Regions from separate parts of the Homo sapiens genome. Here region 1 is linked to region 2. A link is an interaction called in ENCODE POLR2A ChIA-PET data of the cell type or tissue named here. Cell type or tissue: HepG2. All regions are shown on one strand. Links, peaks and the distances in the headings refer to the core of each region. The heading gives the core; the rest is flanking DNA.

The links. Peaks named below come from ENCODE experiments on the same cell type or tissue, not always from the same donor. Only the 100,000 strongest peaks of a DNase experiment are listed, where the experiment ranks them.
Region 1: POLR2A ChIA-PET joins it to region 2 with 41 read pairs; 7 of 35 experiments call an interaction of 5 or more read pairs at or near these places.

Annotation. Positions count from the first base shown.
Region 1 is chr17:57,572,486-57,582,700 of GRCh38, reverse strand. All of the region lies in intron 7 of MSI2 (musashi RNA binding protein 2), which reads right to left. It overlaps LOC107984993 (a long non-coding RNA gene), which reads right to left. Exons shown (of 2, transcript XR_001752947.3): 2 at 7,873-10,215. Among named protein-coding and RNA genes, the nearest start is that of MSI2-AS1, 31 kb to the left of the region's middle. RefSeq lists enhancers at 2,745-3,245, 3,246-3,746. In HepG2, for the core only: no CTCF peak of the experiment used is centred there; DNase peaks (open chromatin) are centred at 2,300 and 4,760; H3K4me3 peaks cover 1,146 bases.
Region 2 is chr17:57,512,150-57,522,364 of GRCh38, reverse strand. The region is part of intron 6 of MSI2 (musashi RNA binding protein 2); the gene reads right to left. It overlaps LOC101927557 (a long non-coding RNA gene), which reads left to right. Exons shown (of 3, transcript NR_110808.1): 3 at 1-117. Among named protein-coding and RNA genes, the nearest start is that of MSI2-AS1, 91 kb to the left of the region's middle. RefSeq lists an enhancer at 10,157-10,215. In HepG2, for the core only: no CTCF peak of the experiment used is centred there; DNase peaks (open chromatin) are centred at 4,464, 4,874 and 5,804.

The DNA.
Region 1 (10,215 bases), core at 1,499-9,498, 60 kb before region 2:
TTTCAACAAAATCCTTTGCATAATTGGAGGATGGGGTTGAAAAATTAGTATCATGATTTAGCCAGCACAGTGAATCGTGCTTCCTCCGCTGGGATCTGTTTATCTTGTGAGGTGTATTTTTCAGTTATGCCAGGCATTAAAACCAAGTATCAAAATAAACTAAACTTAGAATCCAACCTTTAGAGTTGGATCATGAAGTGTTAAATCAAGAATTCTTTTTTAAAACCAGCATATTCAATCATATTGCTCTCTAAAGTAATAAAAATATTACTTTAATTATTAATAAATAAAATTCTTAATGTATCCTATTATAGTCCTATTTGTATAGGTTTTATAATATACATGAATATTAACATAGCGGTACATGCATATAAATTAAAAATCAGGTAAGATATATTGGGGGGCGGCATGCTAATTTTTTTTTCTGCACAATTAAAAAATTTTGGAGACTCTCTAGGAGAAGGTGAGATGGTACATCATGGACTCTGGTTCTGAAGTTGCCTCTTATTCACAGAGATTGCTAGAAGTCTGGAGGTAGGGTGGGAACAGGGACCTTCAGTGACTGCCAGCGGGTGTGGACCCCTCCCCACACCAAGAAGGGATCTTTGCATGAGAAATTCACGGGAGTCAAGAATCAGCCAATTTCAGGATCTCCTGGGTCCTCCTGACTGAGCAGCACACAGTGCTGAGAGGCATTGGGGAGGTTCACTCTTCAAACTGAGATGCTTGTCTCCTGCATGTTAACGGCAGCCATACCTGAACTCGTCTCAATAAATTTTTCATAGCATCGTATCTTCATTAAAATTTTATTCTATTAGCATTCTGAATACAAACCACTAAGTATATAATTGCTAAAACATGTGTTAAGCGACGACTTACGAAATGCTGGTTTTATCATATTGTTAATTAACAGAAAGTAGGATTAATACATTCACAGATCATTAGGAGCATTTGGTTCAATTTCACCAGCTCTTCAGCAGGGTGGGGACAGTTGTCAGTGGGCAGCCCTGGGGATCTGGAGCAAGAACACAAGTGTTCTTCGGGGTTCACCCTCAGCCCCTCTACATGTTCTAAGACTGTGTCTGGGAGAAACTCACGAGACAGCGACTCAAGGTCTCTTTTTCCTAAAGAAAATTGTTCTCAGATGTCACTCAGTGTAGCCTACTCAAAAGAACCTACATGGAAGGGTTTGGGTGGGGAGGAGGAGAAAGCAACACACTCTTTTAAGACAGATGAGTGAAATTCCATGGACTGGGAGGATTTGAATCTTGGATCCGAGGACATCGTAGAAATCCTGGTTGTTTACTAGCTGTGTGATGTGGGGCAAGCCATCAACCTCCCTGATCCTATGTCCCCACCTATAAAGTAGGAATAAAGATGCTGACTTCAGCTGGGTGCAGTGGCTCACACCTGTAATCCCAGAACTTTGGGAAGTGGAGGCTGGGGAATCACCTGAGGCCAGGAGTTCAAGACCAGCCTGGCCAACATGGTGAAACCCCATCTCTACTAAAAATACAAAAATTAGCCAGGCGTGGTGGCACACGCCTGTAGTTCCAGCTACTTGGGAGGCTGAGGCAGGAGAATCGCTTGAACCTGGGAGGTGGAGGTTGCAGTGAGCAGAGATCGTGCCACTGCACTCCAGCCTGGGTGACAAAGCGAGACTGTGTCTCAAAAAAAAAAAAAAAAAAAAAAAAAAGATGCTGACCTCATGGGGCTGGCATGGGGATTAAATGAGATAATGCTAGTTCTGGTTATGCCTGCACAAGTCTGTTGTTTTTATATAAAGATTTTATACCCAATATTGCTTGGAATGAGTGGGCTACCAGCTGAGACTTGAAAATACTTTAGCTATCAATAAATGTTGACTGCGGTGATAAGAGCTTTAGCAGAGCCACCTCTGAGGTACCAAAGCTGAGCGATTTGGAAGTGTATTTGAACTCACCTAGTTGTCGTCTCCAGTGCAAACTGGTCACAAGATTCCTAGGCCAGAGGGGTTTATTGAAGCCTCTTCCCAGCCTGTCCCAGGAATTACAGGGGTATCCAGGCATGAAATGGACTAAATGTCTTCTCTTTTCCCAGCCATCCAAATTGCTTTAGCCTGGCCTGATGGTGGCACTCCCAATTTTTCACGCTTACTAATGAAGCCGTCCACCTGGCAGGGCAGCTAGCAAGACCAGCACTGGAAGCCAGGACTGGAAGAGCCACAGAATGCCGGGGTGGAAGGAAGGGGCCAGGCCTAAGTGGAGGGTGTGGGGGGCAGGCCTCACCCGGGGTTTCCTGTAGGCTGGGGGCCAAGGCAAGCCCTGAAGTCAAATGCCAGGGGTCAAGGTAAAGCCAGGGTCAGAAACACAAAAGCAGTCAGTCAGGAGATGCAAACAGATGCTGCCTCAGCCTTCATCGATAAACTTTGGTTTGGTGGGGGCAGGAGCCCTTCCCAGAGGAGGAAGATGAGTTCTGAACCAAGGCAAACTGTTAGGATATGATGATAAATGGGTTCACCCTGCTAGAGCTGGACAGAAAAATCAGTGCTAAGGGAAAACCCCAGGAATAATGAAGGCAGATCAGCCCCTGCTAGGCCCAAGTGGGAACAGAGAGGAGACAGCTGGTCACCTGGTTCTATTTTTTTTTTTTTTCTGGAACATTCTTTCAAGGCCCTAGGTACCCAGTAATGTAAAGGTTTCCAGTTTCCTGTGGTGAGGCCTTCTGAACATGTGGGTTATTATTTGTGGACTATGAATGGAAAGAGCCTCTGGATTTGTAGAAAAGGTTGTAAGTGGAAGGAGCCTGGGCTTTGGGTTCAGACATGGGTTGTAATCTCTGTTCCACAACTGATTGGCTGTGTCTCAGCTTTCTCATCCTTCAAATAGGGACAGCAGCATTATAGGGTTATAGAGGATTTAAGGAGAGAGTACACCGAAGCCTGGCACAGTTCCTAGCCCCCATCAGATGCTGAAGCACTCACGCCTCTCTAGAGGACCATTCTCATTACTTATATTGACTTGCTGTCATGACTTAATAATTTGGCCCTGTAGGATGTGGGTTCCAGAAGACGGCTGCCTCCAAGGGGCGGCTGCTCAGGGTCCTTGCGTTTACAGCAACATCTTCCCATTGACCAAATGGGGACAAAGAGGGCTGGAGATTAACTGAGAGGTGACTGTCTAGGGGAGAGGGGTCCTCAGATGTCCTGATGGCTGGCACAAGGCGGCCCTTGACTGGAGGCAGATGCGTCTGCCACTCAGAGCAGGCCACAGGGCACACCTTGAGGCCAGGCAAGGAGGCAAGACCTGGGTCTCCAACGGGAGCCACCGCCTCTCCCACCACCCAGCATGGGGGCCAGATCATCCCTGCGTCCTCCAGAGAAGGCAACCGAGCGACAGCAGAGCTTTCCCCAACTTGAAAATCACCGAGCACAGATAGCCATGTTACGGCCATTCTGCCACTTGGCCACAGAGACCAGTAACTTCAATTTATTTGTGTCTGGGGCCTTAAGGAACCTCAGCTGTCATCCTTTCCTTAGTTTATTACCAAATTTCTAAAATATTACATCCTTTATTATATCCAAATTCACTTTATTGCACTTGACAATACAGATAATCACATACCATATGCTCTAATGTTTTGAAACCAATGCATGTTGACAGCGGTTTTTATTCATGATGCATAATTCCATCCCCAGCTCACAATGAGGCATCTGAGCACCCAGCCTGGTGTTAAGACTTTTGCCTAATAACAGATTAACAATACAGCAAGTTTCCGAGACACACTCCCTCCCATGCCATTTTCTGTTTACAATGGGAAAAATGTACCTGGGCTGAAAAGATGGGCTTATCAAAGAGGAGGGGGAAAAAGAAAAACAACCCCGCATCATCACACACCCACCAGTCCCAGAGGGTTTATAATGATTTGTTACTGTTCCACGCTTATGAAACTTGATATTGAAAAGAGGAATTGGTTTTGCGCCAAGTAGCAAGGCAACTAATCACACCAACCCACACTGCTGGCCCCTGAGAATGGAAAGCACAAACTGCCCCAAAGCTCTCATTAGGAGTCTCTCTTGTTTTTACTCCTGTTTTGCTAGAAGCAAGTATTTGTCACTCCTCTACCTTGGTGAGACCATCCTTCTCCCGTCCCCTTCCCCTCATCCCCTGGGCATTCTTCTGTTCCCAATTAGCCCCAAGCTTCCTGGCGAAATGAATACAGCTGGGGATGCATCCTACCCCCCCAGTCCTGGCACCTCTCAAGCAGAAAGGCAAGGCCAGTAGGAACTGTCTTTGCAGCTCCTTCAGCGGCAGAGCCCCTTGTTCTGCGGGGTGGCTGAAGAGAAAGGGTGGATAATTTAAAGATGATCCCCTAGCTTTGCTGTAGTGCCCAGAACAAACAATGCCATTTCATACGTCCCCTAACTAAGCACTTTCATTTGCTTCAGAGAAGCACTCAAACAACTGTAAACCCATTAGATCATGTCAAACGTGGTGGGAAAGAGCTTGGGCTGTCACCAGCAGAGAATCAACTCAGATTTATAGATTCTTAAAGCTTTAATATATAGATATTTGTCTTCCCCCTGCAGATAGACAAGGGGACCAGGGCAGGGGCGGAGGAGGCAAGAAGAACGGCCCACAGCTCAGCGGCAGACAGATTGGAGTTTCACAATCATTCTCCCGGATAATGGGATTTCTCAACAAGGGGAGGAGCGGGGAGGAAGAAAAGCGAAGCCTTCACTTTGCTGAACACTTGGCTGTTTTTCCAAAGCTTTGCTTGCGGGTGGTGTGGGGGAGGAAAGAGATGTTATTATCAACAATGCCTCTGGAGTACCCAGTGACCTGCCGTGAACAAAAGCAAGTGGCGACCAAAGAAGGGCTGGAGTCCGAGGACGCAGAAACACTTACTCAGCCACCTACAAAGGAGGCCAAATGAATTAAGAGGCATCTTACTCCAAGTAATTGCTGTGCTTCTGAACAGCTTAAGTTATAACCTTTTTTCATAAATAAGAACCTACTTTCCCTTTGGGCTTACATCATGACTCCAAGAAAAGCTTTCTCTTTATTTCTTAATCATCTTCAGCAAGTAGGGGGCTCTTCCTACTACCTCAAAGGGTTTGGAATTTTCTTTTTAATTTTTTTCATTTTATCCTTTTCTCTTGCTTGTCTATCATCTACTGAGCATGGCAGTAAATAACTGGTAATTAAACCAATATCTACTGGAGACCAGGGCTTAAAGATATAATTTTATACAGAATCCTCCTGAAATATTACCAGTTGGGCTCTATGGGTCTGGAAATGGGACGGTTTGGACCAGGCTGGACTTTCATAATGCAGGACCCACCAGTGGTTTGCAAAGTGGTCCCTGGCCCCATCTTGCTGCCTCATCAATTCTAGTCTCTGAATATTTCTGGGGAAAGGGGCATCACCCCTCGGTACTTCATAAACACAGCTTGTTTGAGTTGGGCATCTTGAGGTGTTGCTAAATTCTTCAGCCCAAGGATCAGCCTTTCTCTTGGTAACTTCACAAACGGCCACTCATGGTTGGGGAAGCAGCCTGGCCCCCCTCCCAGGGGTAGTCCTTCAAGATCTAACGTAGCCACCTCATTTCTCCTTATTCGAGTCTCCTTGGTTCCTCTGGAATTTTTCCCGTAATACTGTCCTGGTCCCCATCAGACGACCTCCTCTGATGTGGTCTATCTTGTCAATGCCCCTCTTAAAATAAATGCCTGGAATGGAATATTCCACATGGGGTCTGAGCAGTGCAACCAAATACCGGACTGGACTTCCCTTTGTGGTGGCGTCCTTAGCAGCTCCATCACCTGTTGCCTCAAAGAAAACTTAACAGTCAACTAAAAAAACCCCAGGCTTCCTATAAACCATGTCAAAATCTCGCCCTGCCCAACCTTCCTTTTTTTTTTTCTTTAAAATTAGACATCGATTATAGTCATTTTTTTTTTTTTTTTTTTAAAGACAGATTCTCGCTCTGTCACCCAGGCTGGAGGGCAGTGGCGCATCTCAGCTCACTGTAACCTCCACCTCCAAGTTTCAAGCGATTCTTGTGCCTCAGACTCCCAAGTAGCTGGGATTACAGGCATGCACCACCGTGCCACTAATGTTTGTATTTTTAGTAGAGACAGGGTTTTACCATATTGGCCAGGGTGGTCTCAAACGCCTGACCTCAGGTGATCCACCTGCCTCGGCCTCCCAAAGTGCTGGGATTACAAGTGTGGGCCACTGCACCCAGCCAACATGGATTATGGTCTTCTGATTATAAAAGTAACATTCATTTTAGAGTCTTAGGAAATACAGAAAACATCTATTCCTACAACAAACATTCATTGGATACCTTCTATATGAAAGAATCTCAGCTGGGCCTTTAGGATACAATGGAGAGTAGGATCCAGCCCTTGCCTTCAAGGCTGTGAGAAGCACACAACCCACATTCTCCACGGCTAGAATGTGTGCAAGGAATAGAGTTGTTGAGCCTGAGCTCCAGGACTGCTGTTGGTTTTGTTCACCACCATATCCTCAGCCCCTGATAAGTGCCCAGCACAGAGCCAGTGTTCAGCAAATAATTATTACAGGAATCAATGGCTTTAAAGGATGGCCTTCCCACAGTGTCTGTCTTACAAATGATTCCTAAAAACTAAATCAGTTCTGACCAGAGGCAGTTAGTCCCAGACCAAGTTTTAAGTAAGAAAAATACGCCAGGGCTGCTTCTTCAATCCACCAGAGCCTCCTTTTCCAATTTTTTTTTTTTTTTTTTTTTTTTTTTGAGACGGAGTCTCGCTCTGTCGCCCAGGCTGGAGTGCAGTGGCACAATCTTGGCTCACTGCAAGCTCCGCCTCCTGGATTCACGCCATTCTCCTGCCTCAGCCTCCCGAGTAGCTGGGACTACAGGCGCCTGCCACCAGGCCCGGCTAATTTTTTGTATTTTTAATAGAGGCGGGGTTTCACCGTGTTAGCCAGGATGGTCTCGATCTCCTGACCTCGTGATCCACCCGCCTCAGCCTCCCAAAGTGCTGGGATTACAGGCCTGAGCCACCGCGCCCGGCTCCTTTTCCAATTTCTACCCAGAGCCTGGGCCAGGGGGAGTGGAATCTGCTTAGCTGAAGGTCTGAGGTGCAGGGGAGTAAGAGGACAGTGAGAAGAAAGAGCAGAAAGGAAGTCAATCCCGGGGTCCTCAGGCCTGGCCAAACAAAGCCATCTGCCTTGTCTGGAAAAGCTCATTTGCAAAGGCTTTGGTGAAAGTTCACATTTCTCCAGGCTGCGGCAGCTTGGAAGAGCCATGCAGCGACTGAAAGGTCAAACAGGAGATGCGCAGCACTCCACTCCCATTGAGCCGCCACCTAGAGCGGTGTCAAATGTGGTTTTGCCACTTCCACCGACAAGATAGGACGTTTGAGCATCTAGGGCAAATGATGCCACAGAAACTATAAGCCAGGCAAAACCCTGGATCTCCCAATCACTTTCTCTCCAGGAATAAGCTTCAGTGTCCATGGGCTGCTTGTGGAGGGGATGGGACCAGCCAGAACAGGGATCTGCTCCAGCCGGGGGGTGGCGGGGGGAGGGAGTTAAAAAAGAGAATGCGGCCGGGCACAGTGGCTCACGCCTGTAATTCCAGCACTTTGGGAGGCCAAGGTGGGCGGATCACGAGGTCAGGAGATTGAGACCATCCTGGCTAACACAGTGAAACCCCATCTCTACTAAAAACACAAAAAATTAGCCGGGCGTGGTGGTGGGCACCTGCAGTCCCAGCTGCTTGGGAGGCTGAGGCAGCAGAATGGCGTGAACCCGGGAGGCGGAGCTTGCAGTGAGCTGAGATCGTGCCACTGCACTCCAGCCTGGGCGACAGAGCGAGACTCCGTCTCAAAAAAAAAAAAAAAAAAAAGAGAGAGAGAGAATGCAGAATTTGTGTCTTTGAAGGCTGGCAGAGCCATCTGTCCTGCTCATCTCTTAAGACTGATGAAACCGAAGCTCCACAGTAGTTGGTAGAAGATAGATGGCAAAAGCTAGGACAGAACCCACACTCAGAGAGAGACCCTTGCCCTACAAAGGGTCACCTACTGCTGCGCCTAAAGGCTGTGCCCCATATGACACATCCAGCCTGGCACACATGCCAGCCTGACACATCCAGGCTGGAAACCTTCTAGGAGAGACTGGGGGTGGCCACCAGAGGCTCAACCATGGGGACACAGGACCCAGAATTGCATCCTTGACCTGGGCTCTGTGGACTGGCCCATGGGCTGGCTTCTCCGCCCTGCCCCGCCCATGCACCATCCTTCTGAAGGAAGACATCCCCATCCAATGGCCTGTGCTACAGACTCATGAGGGCCTTTGCACTCTGGTTCTTAGCTCCTGGTTTTCTGCCAACCAGAGGTATAATGGACTTTCTTATTTTATTTCATTGGCTTGTAAAGGAACATAACCAAATAGTGACGAGAGAGAAGCTGGCAGTGGTGGAGGCCTCAGCAAAGGCTGGAGAAAAGCCAGGAGTTAAGTAATGCCTTGGCCATTAGCTTTCCCCAGAGGAGCAGCGGCATTGCTGGGGCTAGGATGGAGGATATGAGGGGTGGGGCTGGGGAGACACAGATGTGCAGGGGCTGGAGTTCCTTTCCCAACCTGGGACTGACAAATCCTAGCCCAGGGAGGGAGGGGTAGAGCTACCTCCTGACTTGTTCTCCTCTAGGATGAGCCATATTCCTTTCCCCGCCTGGCTTTTCCTTCTTATTAGGTTGTCATCATTATCGTCACAACCACCACCACGTACTTGGCTTATAAGTCCTACTCAACCCCTTCATATGATGATATCTAATCCTTCTAGCCTGCCCTCGCCCTCAAGGCAAGTAATGTTATCCCAGTTAGACAAATGAGGAATCAGATGCTCAGCAAAGTCAAGTCACTGTCCATGCCCTCCTTCCATCAGGGAGTCGCTGAGCTGGGATGTAAGCCCAGGTCTGTCTGTCCCTAAAGCCTGTCACTCCTCCATCAGCCCCTGGAAGATCAACCAAAATAAATGGAAGGCTTAGTGTTAACACAGCCCTGGATAAGCTGCCATATAATAGAGGCCAATGGCTGGTCGGTTATCCTTGCTGATAAATGTGGTGGCCCAGGAACTCAGCAGGTCTGGAGTGATGGGGGTTGATCCCCAGCCTCACTCTATGGGCTCTATCACCCTGAGCAACTCAGGTGACCTCAACAGGCTCAGCTTCCTCATTGAGGGCAGAGATTTCAGCCTGGGTGGTTCACTGCTGAATTCCCTGTGCCTAGAACTTATTCTCAATAAAAATTTGTCAAATGAATGAATGAATCTGAAAAATGGAAATCCCAGTAACAGCCTCCCCACCTGGTTTATTAATGAGTGATAATGTAGGAGGGCACTTGGCACAGAGCACGACACATCCTAAGGGATCAATAAGCAGAAGTTGCTGGTCATTAATACTATTATTACATATTATTATAACGCTATTATTGCTTTTCAAGGTCATTATAGGGATCAATGCATTTGGGAAATATAAATGTAAGGCAATATCTTTACAATAACTAGTAACCAATGCTGACAAATAAGGGCAGACACTGACAAGTGGTCCCCATGAACACCGTACCGCCCACCACAGAGGCATTCTAGGAGACTGCCCTCGCCTTCCCATTGGACATGTGCATCTGGACTCTACGAGGGGGCACTCCTGCTCCATCCCAGGTCACTGTGCCCATGTGGGATCCTCAGACGGAGTTGTCGGGCACGTCCACACTTGCACAGCAGTTCCAGTGAGAATGCATCCTGTTACCTTTGCATTGGTCACCTCATGCCCATAAGTTACAGCCATCTCAGCCTGATCTCCACTCGGTTTAGTTAAAAATAGAGTTTACAACAGAAACCTGAATCCAGGCTCCTCTAAATCAGGACGGCGGGGAAGCAGGTGCTACCCAAATGTGGCGCCGTGCTGACGAATGGAGGTCGGCCGAGCTCAGCTCTCTGCCCTGAGCTGGTGGGTGGCAGCCTCCATAGCAGAGATGCCAGCTCTGGGGAAAGGAGGGCTCTTTACACAGAAGGCAACACATTCCCTCCAACGTGCTAGCCTCCTTCGATTCAATCAATATTGGTTTAGCACCTGCTTATGTGCCAGGAGGTACCTGAGGCTGCAGCCATGTCTCAAGGTGACAAAATGGACAAAGACAAGCAGACACAGAATATCTTGAATTCAGGACAGATTGCCTTAAGGAGAAAGGCAGA
Region 2 (10,215 bases), core at 860-8,859:
AAGGGAAGAGAAGAAACCCAGCTCTCCAAACTCCCCCAGAACAAATGCCCTTGAATTTCTCTTCCTGCTCCCACTCAAACGCTCCAAGTGTTAGTATAAATAAACACCCTCAAATGCAATACCATGATACTATAGTGTGTCAGGCTTAACAGGCATTATGCTCTGTAAACTCAAGGAGCTAAGGCCACAAGAGTGAGACTCGGCTGAGGTGGCAGGACTGCCCAGGCCACAGGTGCCTGGGGCCTGTGGTGGAGACAGCCGCTGCCTGGGTCCAGGATTACGCAGAACATGGGAAGGCACTGTCTCCACCTCTCTCCCTGCCAGCTTAGGCAAAACCCAAATCGGTTCCTTCCGTAAAGCTCAGGAATAATGTGTAGTTTATTGAAATAAGACTTTTCCGTGTGCTCTGGCCTTGAAAAGGGTGGGGTTGGTCTGTCTTTAACCATTCTCCAAAGAGGAAGGACGGAGAAGAAGGAGCAGACTGGAAAATCCCATTGGTTCATTCTGAAATCTACATCAGTGATTTTTCAGCCGTGACTGCTCACCAAGGCCACACCCCAACCTATTAAATCAGTACTCTGGAGTGGGCAGCCCGAAAGAGGATTTTTTAAAGCTCCCCAGTGATCCAGGGTACAGCCAAGGCCGAGACCCACCGTTCTAAATGGCTAAATAGAGCTGAGTTGAGCCGTAACACAGCATATGTGTGTGTAGACAGGCCCTAAGTAAATGAGTATTAATGGGCCTTCTGCTGCCTAAAGATTAGAAGTTCATTCCCTGCCAGAAGTCAGGAGCAGGCACTCCTTGCCTCATCCTACTTTCTTAGGGCTCTCCTTAAGCTTAACTCAGTCTTAGTACAAGAAAGCCAAAGTTCTATATGAGAAGCAGCTCGGAAGAGCCAAAAATGAACAGAGGGCTTTAAGAAAACCTAACAAAACCATTGTTTTTTTTCCCATCACCACCAATATTTTCACAGGTATTATTACTACTTTCGTGGTCACAATAACCCCACGAGAAAGGGAGTATTACAAATTCTCTGAGACTCAGTTTTCCTACTGGTTTGTCCTAGAGCCGGCAGGGGCTGGGCCTGGGGTTCAGATGCTGGGCTTTTGAGTCCAAGCCTCAGCCTGCCAGCCGCTGCCTTCCTGCCCATCTCAGGTTCTTGGCCTCCTCCTGCTACAGCCAGCCTTTCTGTCCCTGTGTGTTTACCCCTGGAAGACTGCAGTGATGAAGGTGCGCTTGGAGTTTCTATCCCAGCTGCTGCTGCCAGGCACGTTTTTCCTTCATTCCAAATGTCAAAAAATGCTAGTTTGCATCCATCTGAAAGCCTGTTTATTTTAATTTGAACCCAGGCCTTTACTGACTAACAAGAGAAAAAGTCTACATAATTTCTCCTCAACTAGGGCTGGGGGCAGTGGCTCACGTCTGTAATTCCAGCACTTTGGGAGGCCGAGGTGGGCAGATCACTTGAGGTCCCGAGTTCAAGACCAGCCTGGCTAACATGGTGAAACTCCATCTCTACTAAAAATACAAGAAAAAAAAAAAATTTAGTTGGGTGTCGTGGTGCACAACTGTAATCCCAGCTACTCTGGAGGCTGAGGCAGGAGAATTGCTTGAACCCAGGAGGCGGAGGCTGCAGTGAGCTGAGATCATGGTACTGCACTCCAGCCTGGGCGACAGAGCAAGACTGCCTCAAAAATAAAATAAAATATCTCCTAAATGAAAAAAATTGTTCTTAATTGTGGCAAAAAATATATAAAATAAAATTTATCATTTTAACCATTTTTGGGGTCTACAGTTCAGTGGCATTAAGAACATTTCTCGAACTCTTCACAGAAGGCTCCCACACCTTACAATGGCCAGAGTATTTTGTCCCCATTAGCAAGACCTTTACAGCCCTTAATTTTTTCCTACATTTACTTCTTTTATTCTTGTGGGATCATTCTATTTTCCCATTTAGCTTACAAGAAAAAACGCACAATGTTTATCAGATAGCAGTTATGAATTCAACAAAGGGACACCTGCCCATGGGAACTGAAAGATGTGGGGTCTTCAGACAACTTAATCCTGGAGACGTAGACATTTTATCTACCTAAGGCAAAACCTCCTGCTCAGAGATTCTGATTCCACAAGTCTGTATCAGACTCTAAGTTATAAAATGTCTATCCTCCTGAAATAATGATTGTTATAATAACTACCATTTACTGGAGCGTAATAGGCAATTTGCAAAGCTCATTTAATTACTGCAATAGCTTGGAGGTAGATACTATCATACCCATTTCAGGCACCCATTTTTTTTCTCTTTTTAAAATTTAAAAATTTTTATTTTTTATTTTTTGTAGGGATGGGGTCTCGATTTGTCTGCCCAGGCTGGTATCAAACTCCTGGGCTCCAGCGATCCTCCCGACTCAGCCTCCTGAGTAGCTTGGGATTACAGGCACGTGCCCACACACGTGGCATCATACACCCATTTTACAGGTGAGGAAATTGTGGTTCACCGACAGTAAGTGACTTGCCTAGGATCACACAGGTAAGTAAATGGTGGAGCCAGTAGTTAAAATCAGATGAGTCCCTAAGTCTTCTGTTCTCCCTTACTTGTGTTCTGTTTTTTGAATCCCTAAGAGCTTTGTGCAGTGCCCCTGTCTGCTGGATGAACCAACAAACACTGCTTTAAAACTCTACCAAAAAGTGAATAGAGGTGATTAGGTAACCTCAAGGAAATGGAGGTATATTGCCCCGGTAGGCTCGGGAGAGGAGGAATGATTGGAAAGGTAAAGGAAAGAGGAGGATATTGGGTCTCTTCCTTTTAGATAAGTGAATTCCAAAAGCTCGAGATCACCGGGCTCCTCCATAGTCATGGAGCAAGCCTCTAGCAGAGCTGGAACTGCCAGAGGGCTCTGGAACGCAGTCCAGGCTCAGCCATGCGAGTCTCCCCGCCCCGTGCAGTGACTCTAAGGATACTCAGTGTGTCTTGCTTCCTGGAGTTGTTAGGAAGGCTCATGTGGTAGCCAGTGAGCGCCTACCACACAGAAAATGCTCATCATAACAGACACTGGCTCAATTCACTGCCCCATCCTGGCAATCCCCTCGCCTGCATGCACACACCCATACATGGTCCATGCAGTTAAGCCGGGAGCCACACCCAATGCTGTGGGTTTTCTTATTGTGAATGGACTATGCCAAGGGAAGGCCACTAACAGAACCAGTGTGCCCTTGGGGGAGCAGTCCCAGGAGGCCCTATCTCAAGACTAAGCCAGGGAAGGCAGAGTCTCCCGGTGAGAGGTAGGACTGGGTGGGAGCTCCATTCTGGCTGAGCTTGCAAAGCCGTGGGCCCAAGCACCACCCTGGAGAGTGGGGCAGCAGGCTGTCACTGGGGATATCTGAGATGGGGTGTAGAGAGGAGGCGATGAGGGAAGGGGAGAGAGACACTGAGAGAGAGAGCTGTTTGAGGAGCAGCAGTTGGATCCGGCAGGCTTGACAGCTGTCACATGGAAATGGCATCTGGCCTAACGGCCTCTCGTGTGAGGCTCCTTCAAGTGGCGGCTGCTGTGCTCTGGAAATCCAGGCCCGTGTTCAGCACTGATTGTGAGTGCGTGCGTGCATGTGCTGGGGGAGGGGAGTGGCAGGCAGGCTGCTGAACTGCTGAATGCTCCCTTCTCCCCCTCTCCAGCCTCTCCCCATCAGGCCTCACCTACCATGAAAAAGGCCCAAGCCTGCCAGCTCCAGAGGAGAGAGGCAAATCATTTAGGGGAGCACTGATGTGCCGGAACACTCTCTCACATTCCCATTAAACAAATACTAAACTGCTAATTGCCAAAATGGATCTCCACGACTCTGACCGAACCAGGGAAGGGTTTATAATTACCAAGTGTGAAAATGCACAGCCTGTAAATAGCCACCTCATCTGTCCTAATACGGGCTGATATTGATGGGCATGAAATAAACATCAGGACAAATGGAAAAATCATCCACATCTCCTGTGGCCAATGCAGTCTCGGATGGTGACAAGCGTAGCTGCAGCCATACGCCTGGGGAGGGGAGGGGGAGAGGAGAAAGGAGTTTTGTAGGCTTGGAAAATCTTGGTTCCAATCCCAATTTTAATCCCATGGGCCATCTGCACCTTCTTTCTGTCTGGAAAACAGGGAGGGTAAATAACATGGCTTGATAATGGGATGAAGGGCTTGCCTACATTTCAGAAAGGCCAGGGGCCCCAGTGCAGGGAACTTCTGAGGGCATCAGCTTTCAGGACAGGGCTTCAGACATCTTCCACCCTGCTCTCTTTAAGACTGGCTGATGAAAAAAGAAGACTGAGGGAGAGGGAGAGCTCTGCCAAGGTGACACATTTATTCATTAAACTAATATTTATTAAAGCTCTTTTGTCTGACAAACACGCAGAGTTGGTTGCAGAGCACAGATGAAAAAATGTGTGTTTAGAATGACCTTTGGGCTCTCTGACACCCCTGTACTACGGTGCCTCCCCATCCCCCACCATCTCTTTCTGCCACTCTGATGGGAGGTGGACTCTGGTCTGTTGGGTCCCAGAGCCCCACCACTTTTCTTGGCCACAACAGAGGAGGGGCAAGGGGATAAGCCAGAGGTCACGGAGTAGCTGCAGGTTTCCCAAGCCCCAGGCCCTTTTCTCTCCACCAGCCCTTTGAAGGTACCAGCCTTTGATTCCAATGAACTCAGCCAGATCTTGGAGTGCATGTTGGTAACCGAGGGAGAGAGGAAGTTCCATTTGCCTCAGAATCACAGACTCAGGAGTTAGAAGTGACCCAAAGGTCACCTTTCCACTTCCCGCCCAGTACAGGAATCCCTTCTCCAAGACTCCTTTGAACCCTTCGTGGAGCTTCAAAAGCTTGGAGGAGCATCTCTGCCCCGCCCTCTCGGACAAGCTGCTCAGGCCTGAATTCAGCAGCAGTAGCACTTAGATGCCTGAAATAGCAGCCTCCTCTGATCCCCAGCAATTCTGGCACAAGGCAGAATTCTGCGAACTGTATAGCATCAGGCACCCGAATCAGCGCACTCAGCACCACTCAGCCCCAGAGTTTCTTCATGGGGCTTTGATGACATCCAAGGAAGTTCCTGCTCCTTCCCCTTTGGGCTGCCTGGCAGCCAATCTCCCCAATCCCCTTATCCCTAAAGTCATCCCTAGAGTCCCATGGGTTTCCCAGTCCTGGTCCTGACCCAAAGACCCTGTCAAAAATTAGCAAAATGAGGGAAGGTCTGAACTACCGACTGTTTTTAGAGGAATTCTAATTTGCTACTTTTGAATTCCGAAACTGTCTTCAAATAATGGCTAAGAAAATGCTGCTGAGAACAAACTTCAAGTGCAGCAACAGGCTGAGAGATGCAGTCACTGGGCAAAGTTACTTCTTGTTCAGGGAGGATCATAAACTCTTCAAGGCAGAGAGGATAAAAAGGATATGAGTCCAGTCCACTCATTTTCTAGAGGAGCAAACTGGCTGTAAGCAATTCAGCGGGTACAGTTGAAGCCACAGTTACAGAATAAAAGAAACTTGGCATGCCATCACACATCCTGGGTTCAAATCCCACTCCATTTCCACTTACGCATGATCTTGGGCATGGCTTTCCAAAGCAGCTCAGCTTCCTTGTGTGTAAAAGGAACACGTGATCACTGTTAACCTTCACCCCAGCATTGAAAAGTAGAAACTATTGATACAACACGCAGGAAAGCATTTGGCCTGTGGCAAATGACTACCCTATGCTATTACCAGAATGCATTCCAGCCCCGGCATGCACAGATGCTCAACAAATATCTGTTGGATGAGGACTGCATAATGGGATAACAGACTTTGTATTGATAACTACAAAGTTGTGAAATCAGTACGGATGAGTGAGGTTTAACTTTGTAAGTGTACCCGGCTTGATGTACTGTGATGCAATGGGTCGCATGCAAATAAACCATCTTTTGGAAACACAGGGGGAATGGACAAACAAACCATTCCATTCCATTCCTACAATGGAATACAGCTGGTACACAACTGGTGCACAACTGACCAGAGGGATCATACCAAGTGAAAAAGTCAGTATCAAGGCTGTATTACATACTGTATGACTCCATTTCTGTGACATTCTCAAAACGACAACATTATTGTGATGAGGAACAGATCAGTGGTTGCCAGGAGTTAGGAGTGGGGCCAGGGTGTAACTATTAAGGAGAAACACAAGGAGTTTGTTGGGGTGATGGAACAGTTCTATTATATATCCTGATTGTAGTGATAGTTACTCAAATCTCCAGGTAGTACAATTTTAAAGAATTACACACAAATACACATGAAAACTGATAAGGTACCAACACTGGTTTCCTGGCTTTAACAAAGTACTGTGGTTATGGGAGTACTATCATTGTGGGAAGCTGGATGAAGGGTTCACAAGAGCTCTTTGTCCTATTTTTACAACTTCTTGTGAGTCCTACACTATTTTAAAATAAAAATGTATAATAATAATAAAAAGAAACCACAAGGGGGCTCATGATTTCAAGAAACCCCATGGCAGATCTGTTTATAATACAAACAACTATGCCCTCATTTCTGTTGATTTGGATAAAGTAGGCATAAATAAGGTAGGCATACAGTAGAAATATCTATCCCTTATCTGTTTCTTGTATTTGGCGCTGGCATACACAACTCTGAAATCTTATTCTGTCACATGAATACATGAATTGGTGGTCCACACTCCCCCATCGCTTCCTCTCCCTAGTCCTCAGGAAATTTCATATACAGCTCTGCATTCCCTACCTAGCGCCCACTAGAGGGATTAATACAAAAATAAGCGTCCAATAAGTGCGTACTGTTGAGTTTCAGGAAGATTTTGGAGGATAAAGAAAAGAATTCAGATAAGGCCAGGTGCAGTGGCTCACACCTGTAATCCCAGCACTTTGGGAGGCCGAGGCAAATGGATCACCTGAGGTCAGGAGTTCACGACCAGCCTGGCCAACATGGCAAAACTCCATCTCCACTAAAAAATACAAAAATTAGCCCAGCATGGTGACAGGCGCCTGTAATCCCAGCTACTCGGGATGTTGAGGCAGGAGAATTGCTTAAACCCGGGAGGCGGAGGTTGCGGCGAGCCGAGATCATGCCATTGCACTCCAGTCTGGGCAACAGAGCGAGACTCCGTCTCAAAACAAAACAAAACAAAATAGACTCAGATAAAAAAGAGCATCAAACCCAGTGGTTTCCAATCTTTCTATTTTGAGCCATTAGGCCTGTCTTTCATTTAATTTTTGAAACACAGACCTTAAATGTTTTGAGATCTTTCATACACCAAACTACTTACTTTTGAAGTATGGAAAATCATTTATCAATATTCATCCTGATCATCACTGGAGCTTTTTGGCAGCGTGAAGTGGCTGGGATGGGGTGTGTCGGGGTGCTCTGTGTAAGGCAAGCAGGCCTGACATTTCAGTTGGCCCATATGTGGTTTGGGGTGGGGTACCCATGGTGCCTGATAGATTTTTTGAGGTAAGGAAGTCAACTTGAGGACTCGGCATTCCTTCTGTTGACCCTGAGAGGTTGGAAATTTTTGGTCTACTCCTTACACCCAAATCATGACTCAGATCTTTGTAAATGAGTATTGACAGAATAACCAACCCTCCTACTTAATCCCTGAGCCACACAACACCCTAAGGGGGAAAAAAGAACGGAGAGGGAAAAACCCATATCTTCCCTTAAAAAAAAAAAAAAAAAAAAAAGTATCAATTCAAGCTGCTTCAAGACCCAACAAGTATGTTTTTCTTTCATTTATTTCTACATCAACACTCTGAAGGATAAAGATCTTTCTCATTTCAAGAGCTGTCAATTTGCTTTAGTGCCATGTTTTCATCTGTTTGAGGTAAAGAGGAATTACAAAGCAGGCAAATGAAATAATGCACTGCAATCTAACATATTTTGGCAATTCAAATTGGGACCAGGGAAAAAGGAAATTAAACAAGAATGACAGGCCCACAGCACACCTGTGCTGTACCCCACTGGTCCACCCCTGTCTTCCCTCCACTTGCTAACTTTATAACTTGATGAAGTCTTCAGTGCTTTGCTGAAAACTGTACTATTTGCTGCACCCTAATTCTTCAAATCATTTCTACATTTTGCACAACTCATACAACATTTTGCTTTCTGAAGCAGAAAAAAAAATCCCTTAGCTGCTGGAAAACTGTCAGGCGCTATTACTCTCAAGACCCCCTTGAAATAGTACAGGGGCCAACGTCCTGTTCCTGGTAGATTTACTACACTTCCCTATATAAATTAACAAAGACAAATTCTTGTTGAAATCAGACTGTGTGAGGAATCCTTACCCTCTCAAGCCTAAGGGTTCAATTACAATGGAACTTAAAAATAAATAAAAGGAAATCTTAATCTCCTCTCAGGGTCCTCCTCTACCAATAATGATGCCCCATGAAGATTTTTGCCTAATTCATTTACATTTCTTTTTTTGTCGTTTTTAATTAAACTGCTCCTCAACTACTCAGCTCTATAATTTTTCCTACTTTAGCTCCAGAACTAGGGATTTTCTAAGAACGATAGGAATTTCCAAGGTCAAGATGTCTCTGTAGATCTCAGGAACTATGTGGCACTCAAGAAACTGCCCTTCATCACCACAGGAGAAGCACAAGGAGCTGGCCAGAGGGTTTGAGAGCCCGGGAGGGGGGTGAGGCTCCCTGAGGGACTGCAGTGAAGGAGCCCCTCCGCCCTAACTGCTGTCAATTTAAAATCAAATGATGGCAAATGTGGTCATGGGCATATAGTCCTGTCTTTTGCAGAATCCCATCTGCTTGGTGACACTGTCGAATTCTAGATTTATAAAAGGCATTGCAGTTCTTCTGCCAATGACCCATGTGTCCACAAACAGTGCCTGCTAGGGCACCTAGACCCAGGTCCCAGCTCACCAGTACAGACTAATGGGAGAGGCCAGAAACTCTAGAGCTAGACTCCCTGGGCTTGGATGCTGGCTCTAGTATTTATTAGCTGTGTGACATTGGGCAGATTACTCAACCTTTCTGTGCCTCTGTTACTTCACTTCAAGTTGGTACCTATCTCATAGTGCTGTTATGAGCATTAAGAGATGCTAATTCAGCCGAGCGTGGTGGCTCATGCCTGTAATCCCAGCACTTTGGGAGGCTGAGGTGGGTGGATCACCAGAGGTCAGGAGTTTGAGACCAGCCTAACCAACACGGTGAAACCCCATCTCTACTAAAAATACAAAAATTAGCCAGCAGTGGTGGCGGGCACCTGTAATTCCGGCTACTCAGGAGGCTTAGGTAGGAGAATCGCTTGAACCCGGGAGGTGGAGGTTGCAGTAAGCCAAGATCATGCCACTTCACTCCAGCCTGGGAGACAGAGTGAGACTCTGTCTCAGAAGGAAAAAAAAAAAAAAAAAGGAAGAAGCTAATTCATGTGCAATATTCTGGCACATAAGAAGAACTAAACAGCTGCCATCCATTATTATTACATCCTCAGCGAGCTGGTCAGAAGATCTAGTATTGTTCATGTCTGAGGACCTCCCTCTTTCTACAGTTAGGATGTTGATGCTAAGTGAAGTTAAAATTAGTGGCAAGGCTGGCTTCACCTGAGCAAGGAGTACCCAGGATGAGACACAATGGCCACTTTCTCTAACATCTATCTGTCCAGCCCATGCTGCCCACATGGGAGGCAGCCGTGTCCTGCCACAAGGCTGCAGAAGCATGGAAAACCAGGCAACAGAGAGGGACAGACAGGCTTGTGCCGACATGAGATGGTTTCTGTGATTTACAGCCAAGTCTTAACTAAGACTCTGCGGCCTCTGAGTTCTGTTCAACGAGGAAATTAACTCACTGAGGCCAACCTCTATTCCAGTGAGGACCCCCTGTGTCATCCTGCATAGCAAAGAGATTCAGCCCTTACCTGAGGAGGCTACTCTGGCCAGATGGCAACAGGTGACAGCAGCTTCAGAGCTATTACCCTAAGCCCACTTAATGCCCTAACAACTGGGCTGAATGAGCTCCTTCTGTTCAGCAAATGGGCAGCCCTTAACTTAAAAAGAAGTTTGTCAGAGGCAGTGGTGCTACCTTTAGAATCCATTCATTCATTTGAAAAAAAAAATTAATCAACTCATATTTACCATATTAGGCCCAAAGACTTTTTAAATGAGGAAGACTTGATTCCTGTCCTTGAGTTCATGGGGACAGAGGCGCCATCAGTGCAGGATACGTGATAAGTG